Regions from separate parts of the Mus musculus genome. Here all the other regions are linked to region 1. The links are chromatin loops, found by intact Hi-C in ENCODE. Cell type or tissue: left cerebral cortex. All regions are shown on one strand.

Region 1 (2,500 bases):
TCATGAGTTTGCATTAGCCAGTGATCTCTACGAGGTTAAGCTCTTTGAGAGTTGGGCATCTTGTGTTTGACTGTAGTGTGTTCCCACCCTGTTCAGGGCACTTAGTTCATTTAATACTTAGAAAATTGCCAGGTTTGGGTCAGCTGATCACTCTGTCTGTGACACTGAGAGAGAAGATGCCTCCATTTGCATCCTACCTTAAGCATCTTCTGCCTCTTCACTTTTGCCTCGGGGTTTTTAAGCCCCTGGAGCTCTTAGTGTACCTTTTACACAGCACAGAACTAGGAGGGAGTAAATACCCTGGGGGCAATCCTCAACTAATGGCAAGTAGGATAAATGCCTAGGCTCCCTGGTCTTCAGAAGTAATTCTTAGGTGGACTTCTCCTGGGCCCTTGAGAATTAGCGTCAGCTGCACTGAGCTCCAGTTGACCACAGTGCTTTCCAGTGTTTCATTTCCTCCTTGTTTTTGCACTTGCTGCGTAAACGGGAGGTCAGAATAAACTCCTTGCACTAAAGTCCCTTCCTCTGTTTATTAAATAGTTTTGGAGAGTAAACAGACAAATGGGTCACAGCCTTGTTTTCTTACACTTCATACCAGAGGCCAAGTCTTAAAAAAATATGAATGGGTCATGTGGCTGGATTAACTAGATAAATTTATCTCAGGATGGATACAGCCTTGGAGGTTCAAGATAGATATGGTTAAGGTTAATAGAGGTATGGCTTAATTCAGCATTGCTTTTGTTTTGCTCCTTTAATAGTTCACAACATATGACCAATTATACTGCTAAAAAATTATAATGCCTAAAAAGTTACTGAAATGAGTAGGTTGACTTGCTGAGGACAAGGATGGCTACAAATTCAGCTTGCCCCCATCCCCTGTGACATCAATTTTGGTGTAAAATAGACTAACCTGCAGTGTACTCCTATGCCACAGAATCTGCTAGTTGACACATTTTTTTTTTATGACTCTTTCCTCTTGAGTCTCTGTCAAGGATTTATTTTAAAAAGATGCCAGATACATATTCATAATCACTGAGCAGTCACTTCACCAACAAAGGTTGAAAAAAAGAGCATGGCAGATGGTGTCGTGAAAATTATATTGAAGAATACCCCTCATGTTGATGAACGATGCCGCAGTGAAGTCCTGCCATATATATAGGTGGCAGGGAGGATTTATGCCTGGTGTGTCTAGGATCATAATAACTAATGTATCAACTTCTTTGAAAACTTTTTAATTAGAGAGATCAGCAGGGTTTGTGGATGAGTCATGAAGAATAAGACCTTTCACTTGCAGTAAATGAGGGCAAACCAACTATCGGCAGCAAGAGCTTCATTTATTTCAGAGCCTGATATAAATGGCACTGTTCTAATTAGTCAGGCCAAGGGTCTAATCCCTGCATGGGTCAAATCAGGCTGCATCATTTCCTCACCCTGACTGCCCTCTTACTCCCAAGCACTGCAGTCACAGCACCCCATACACACACGTCTAGAAGAATGTGTGGCAAACTACTGTGTAAACCTGACCTTGTTACTTGTCTGATGAAAACCATTTGCTTGTGTCTCAGTGCTGAGTGTAAATTCTGGATTCCTGGCCACAGACCTTGAGGCACTGAATGATTTGACCCTAGCATTTTAGGTCTGTTACTTTTTCACTCCCTAACTTAGCCAAACTGTCCACCTGAGAAGAATGTTCACCTCTAGACACTTGCCATTCTGGAACACTAAGTGCATTATGGTTTTCCTAGCCTATTAGATGGGTGGTTTCTCCAGGTATCAGTTCTAGAATTATTTCAGAGGAGTATTCTCTTACCCTACTATGTTCACAGTACCCTCAGCTGCTAAGCTCTGCTTACTCACCTTGTGTCACTGATAATAAGCAATAGCATTTAACTCTCCAACTGTTTGCTCTAGGAAGCCAGTATATGTCCCCCTAAACTGGGATCATGCCTGACACTTATCATATACTCCATAAGTATATGTTACTTAGATTGTATATGAAGTTAAGTGCACACTGTAGGGTAGTGGATAGAAGTGCCATCTTTTGTGTATAGACTGGAACAATCTAGAGAATTCCCACAGGTTTTAAGCATAAGCTTTTAGGATACTGATCAGTGATTCTTAGGTTAGTCAGTCCCCAATATTAACTTTGTGAGAAATTTGTGTGAAGCTGGGACAGGTGCTGTATTTCTTATTTGAAATCAGTAGCAAATAGGGGCTAGCAAGCAGACTTCTAAGCTTATCATGGTAGCTCACAACGATTTCTAGGACAAAGAACTAAAACTTTATTGTCTTTTAATTGATTTTGCTAGAGTAGTATTCTAGAATTCTAGATAGTACCTTATAGGCACTCAGTTAACATTTTCCAATCAGAGGAAATGTATATACTTCTATTGTTAGTTAGTAGATAGTCTTACAACACACAGTCTTTAGTTTAGTGGACTCATCTCCCACACTGGAAAGGCTAAGGGCTGGTAGATGATCTTCCTGAGGTGGTTTCATT
Region 2 (2,500 bases), 480 kb after region 1:
TTGTACCATATCCAGTCAGGAGGAGAGAAAAATGAATAGACCAGTGTTGCCTACCTCCTTGCTTAGTACCCCAATAGCCATCTCTGCTGTTACCCAGTTCAGCACTCTAAAGGAGGATATGCTGGGTCATCCTACATCAACTACTAACAATTGAGATAATCACCCAGAACTTACTCACAGGTCACCCTGACCTAGTTAATTCCCCACTAAGATTCTCTTCCCAGGTGATTCTCGGTTGTGACAAGTTGACATTTAAAATTAACCATCCCAAGGAGGTTGAGTATGTTAACTTTCCTATGCAAAGCCTCAAAATGATTATTCTTAGAAAAAATGTCAGTGCTGAGAATTGAGCGGATGTCTGTGTAACTCTCAAACTTAAAAGGAAAGAAAACTCTTGCTATATAATTATTTCTCAAAGTTTTTCTGAAGTGGGTAACTGTGCATTTATTAGGCTTACTCCTCAGAACACAGGCAGACATTTTCATGAATAATGTCTCCATTAGCTTGGCCATCAGGTTCCTATTTGCCAGGGGTTCTGTTTGATGGGCTGTATAGAGGCCATTACACAGGCTAGTTTTCATTGATCTCCAAGCTGGGTGTGGATTTATAAAAGCACGTGAGTTACCACAGCACATGAAATCATACACTAAAGAGAAGCTGAGACATCTAATTTACCAGCACTTTCTTTTTTATTGTCTTTGCCCATTAAAACCACTAATGATATTGTCCACCAATAGTTATCATTTGTATCTTCTGGGAATGAGACTTGACTGAAAGCTCATTTTGACTCAGGGAATTGCTACAGCCTCCATTTTGCTGACAGTGGAAAATGAGCATCCAACTCAGAAGTAAAATGTTAGTAAGTTAGAAAGTCCTCTGAGTTTATGAACTGATTCTTGCACTGAATATCCATGTGATCCATCCTTCCCAGGAGCACTCTAGCAGGAGAGGGTTGTCTGGGAAATCAGCTAAGCTTAACAGATGGAAGGCAGTTTCTCCCGAGAATGTCTGTGTTGCTGTAGGGCAAGCATTTACAAAGGCTGTAAACTTGCCTGTATGTTGTTGCTGATAGGTTTTTACTAGACCATCTCTCACCACTTGTAGCTGTCCTTTGTTCATTTTAGATTTAAGGCATAAAGATTCTTGCATCATTTTTTGTTTCACTTCTTCTTTAGAGAGGAGAATGGTACCAAGAAAAAAGCTGTATGCTGAAAATTAAGCCACTGGTATTTGAGTTCTTTCTCTCCATCCCAGCAGATATGTCCCTATGCCATTTCTTCTCCCTGGATTTCAGTTTCCAAGGTCAGAGTCAAGCCATGCATCTTCTAAGGTCTCTTCTATACCTCACGTGAAGTGATAATTACCCTATTCTCATCCAGGAGTCAAGAATTATTAAATGTATTTCACACTCGAGACACTTCTACATAAAATCACCCAATTATTTAAAACTGTGATCTGGGATTTTGTTACTCTGATATAAGTATACTGTACAGGGCTTTAAGGCAAACTCCTCCATCTTCAGGAGTTCAGCAGTGTCTGTTTGGAAAAGATCATAGATTGTTGACTACTGACCTTCCTGGAGGAGGAGAGATGGTCATGGAAGTAACATGCTACTCCTTCCACCCAGTTGTATGCAATTCTGTCCTAACTGCACATGCATCCAAGAGGACATAGAATTGTAAGAAGAGTCCATCTATGTGGCATGGGGAAGTAGTCATCTATTCTATATACAGACCTTCCAAGTATGGATGTTTTAAAGCCTTCTGTTCTGTTACATATAACCCCTCATCCATTACTTTGTAAGCCCAATAAACTCCACTGTATTATGGTGGACCTGTACCTTGGTTTGCTGTTTGGACAATAGGAGAAAACGATAATAGTTTTTGTTTGTTTATTTGGTATGTGTGTGTATGTGTGTGTGTGTGTGTCACAGAGTAGGAATCTTAGTAACATTGGAATCTGGTCTTTTCCTGCTTTCTCCTTGATATCTGTAGGTAGCTAGAAATGAGGACAGAAAAGTAGAGTAGAAAGAAGGTCAGATTGGAAGTCTATCAGAAGAGGCTTTCATTTACTTCTGTTATAAGCTACATAGTCTAGAGAGTCATTCTGCTTCTTCAATAGAATGAGAGAGATTATTAGGATATTTTTGTGATTTTTTTTATATCTCAATTATCTTATAGTTTCTCAAACATCTCTAATTTCTGAAATAACTATCCTAAAACCCAAGGTTCCCTGTACCACACTGTGTTCTCTAACCAGTTACCAAGGCAAGATGATAATATAAAAAAAACACTCAGGCTTCTCTCTCTTGGTTTCTTTTTATATAAAATTGTAGAGAGAGAAAAAACTTACCTTGCAGTTCTGTCAGTCTGACATGCTGCTGGCTTCACCCCAAGTTTGCCCTTTTGTGTGGATTCTGATTAGGGCTGGGATATGCATTTGCTTTACCATATAGTTATTTTTGCTTAAATCTTCTCTTCTAACCTTGTCCAACTTCTAG
Region 3 (2,500 bases), 300 kb before region 1:
AGATGATCAATTTAAGATGGGGTCATTAGGATATAGGCTCTAAACCAACATATCTGTGCACTAAATGGCTCACACAGAGACACAGAGACACACAGTCACACAGTCACACACACACACACACACACACACACACACACGAGCGTATGCACAACATGCACAAAAGGAATGGCTTAATAAAGTAAATTGACATATCATCTCATACTCTTTTTTGATTTTATCTTATATTTTATTATCAGTTTATTATATTAGGGTTTTAAAATATAAGGTCATGGCATATAAGTTTTTAAAATCTTTAATTTTGTATTTTATTATAATTATTATAAATGTTACCAATACACCAATAGATTTTTAAAAATATCAGTGCCTTGGTATTTTTATTTTATTCTTCTCTCATACATTGCATCCTGACTGGAGTTTTCCCTCCTTCCAATCATCCCAGTCCCTCCCCCACCTCCCTTTCACCCCAGATCCACTGCATTTCCCTTAAGCAAATGAGCAGGTCTCTCAGGGACACTCATCAAACATGGCTTAACAAGATATAATAAGATACAATAGGATACAAGATACAATAAGACTAGCTACAAATCCTTATATCAAGGCTGGATGAGATAACCCAGTAGGAGGCAATGGGTTCCAAACTCAGGCAAAAGAGTTGGAAATGCTTTCCATTCCACTGTTGGTAGTCCCACAAGGACACCAAGCTACACAACCATAAGGTATATGCAGAGGACCTAGGTTAGACCCATATAGGGTCTGTGTTTGTCACTTCAGCCTCTGTGAGCCCCTATGAGCCCTGCTTAGTTGGTTCTGTGGGCCTTCTTCTCCTGGTGTCCTCAACCCCCTGGATCCTACAATCTGGCTTCTCCCTCTTCTATGGGGGTTCTCCTGGCTCTGCCTAGTGTTTGGCTGTGGGTCTCTACATCTGCTGTTGCTGGGTGACACCCCTATGATGACAACTGGCCTAGGCACTGATCTATGTCAGCTCTCATTCTTGTCTTTTGGAGCTAGAACACTTGAAATCTGCCCTTCACGATTTTCAAAATTAGAATTTTTCTTTTTCTTCTGATTGCTGTACTGTGTATTTGGTAGATTGGAATCACATCCTTTAGAAGACACAGCTTTAAGGATTCTGTTAAGTTAGCTCAAAGACATAGTCAAAATTATCTCTGAAAATCCTTCTATAATAGATCATTAACTATAGTACATGCAGTTTTTCAGCGTGTATACCATCTGGGACAGTGATTTTTAATGTATCCATAGAGAGGAATCCTAGGAAGTAGGCTTCCCAAATAAAACCAGTGGATGGGAGAAAGCAGTCTCCATTTAAAGCCTGTCTTCCAGCCTGTGGAGGTGGCATATGTAACTGGTTCATATGCCTTCTCTCTCAGAGTGTAAACACAGAATGGTTGTACTTTATTCCATTTTTCACATTTATAGCTTCCAGCTCAACTCTGACGAACCTCGGCTTCCCACGGAGAACACAGTCACAGCTTGCTTGCGTAACTTTTCAGGCCTCGTTCTCTTTCTTTAAAGCTTAGTCCTTTGCCTTTAAAGACTCCAGTCTCATCTCTAGTTTACAGCTTTCCAGCCATCAGAGTTCTGCTGGCTGAGCACCAGTGGAAGTTTGGTGCCTTCATCAGTCTGTGCTGAGAAGTGACTCTGTCTCAGACGCATTCAAGTCTTCTAGACAATTAAGGTCCTTCTAGGACTTGGCCACCGTCTCTGGCTGCATCATGCCATGTTCTTCTTGCCATATTCTGTGAAGACTGAGTGCCACCCCTGGTTTCATTTGTGTTCTCTACCTTGCAGGCAAGGGTGGCATCTGTTTTTCATACTTATAAAGAACAGTTCCCTTGAGATGTGAGCATGGTTGGCTTGTTTCTATTTCTTTCTTTCTTCCTTCCTTCCTTCCTTCCTTCCTTCCTTCCTTCCTTCCTTCCTTCCTTCCTTCCTTCCTTCCTTTCTTTCTTTCTTTCTTTCTTTCTTTCTTTTTCTTTCTCGAGACAGGGTTTCTCTCTGTAGTTCTGGCTGTCCTTGAACTCACTTTGTAGACCAGGCTGGCTGGCCTTGAACTCAGAAATCTGCCTGCTCCTGCCTCCCAAGTGCTGGGATTAAGGGCGTGCGCCACCACGCCTGGCTGGTTTACATTGCATTTATTAAATGTGTATCTCCTTCATACCAATAATGGACCAGCAAACATATTGGCTCGTCCACTCAGGGTGAGCAAGTCCAACTTTTATTTCTTTTTATTATGTGTTGACGTGTGTGTGTGTGTGTGTGTGTGTGTATGCGTGTGTATGTATGTATGTATGTATGTATGTATATGTGTATGTATATGTGTAGAGGTTAACCTTGGGCGTCTTTCCTCTGCTGTTGTCCACCTTTTTTTGAGACTGGTCTGAAGCTTGCCAAGTAGGCTAGAGAGCTCCAGGGATCTGTTTGTCTCTGCCTCCCCAGCACTGAGATTACAAGTGTGCACCACCACATGCAGCTTTTTCTT

What was found. Hi-C counts contacts between places; a loop is a spot of excess contacts. Peaks named below come from ENCODE experiments on the same cell type or tissue, not always from the same donor. Only the 100,000 strongest peaks of a DNase experiment are listed, where the experiment ranks them.
Region 2: it touches region 1 in a loop (4-fold over the local background); 2 of 42 quality-filtered maps call a loop at or near these places.
Region 3: it touches region 1 in a loop (5-fold over the local background); 3 of 42 quality-filtered maps call a loop at or near these places.

The regions. Positions count from the first base shown.
Region 1 is chr6:107,725,366-107,727,865 of GRCm38, reverse strand. No RefSeq gene overlaps it. Among named protein-coding and RNA genes, the nearest start is that of Gm35017, 88 kb to the left of the region's middle. In left cerebral cortex, no CTCF peak of the experiment used is centred here; a DNase peak (open chromatin) is centred at 1,050.
Region 2 is chr6:107,241,104-107,243,603 of GRCm38, reverse strand. No RefSeq gene overlaps it. Among named protein-coding and RNA genes, the nearest start is that of Gm34933, 48 kb to the right of the region's middle. In left cerebral cortex, no CTCF peak of the experiment used is centred here; a DNase peak (open chromatin) is centred at 966; H3K27ac peaks cover 32 bases.
Region 3 is chr6:108,020,798-108,023,297 of GRCm38, reverse strand. No RefSeq gene overlaps it. Among named protein-coding and RNA genes, the nearest start is that of Setmar, 43 kb to the left of the region's middle. In left cerebral cortex, no CTCF peak of the experiment used is centred here; DNase peaks (open chromatin) are centred at 977 and 1,437; H3K27ac peaks cover 894 bases.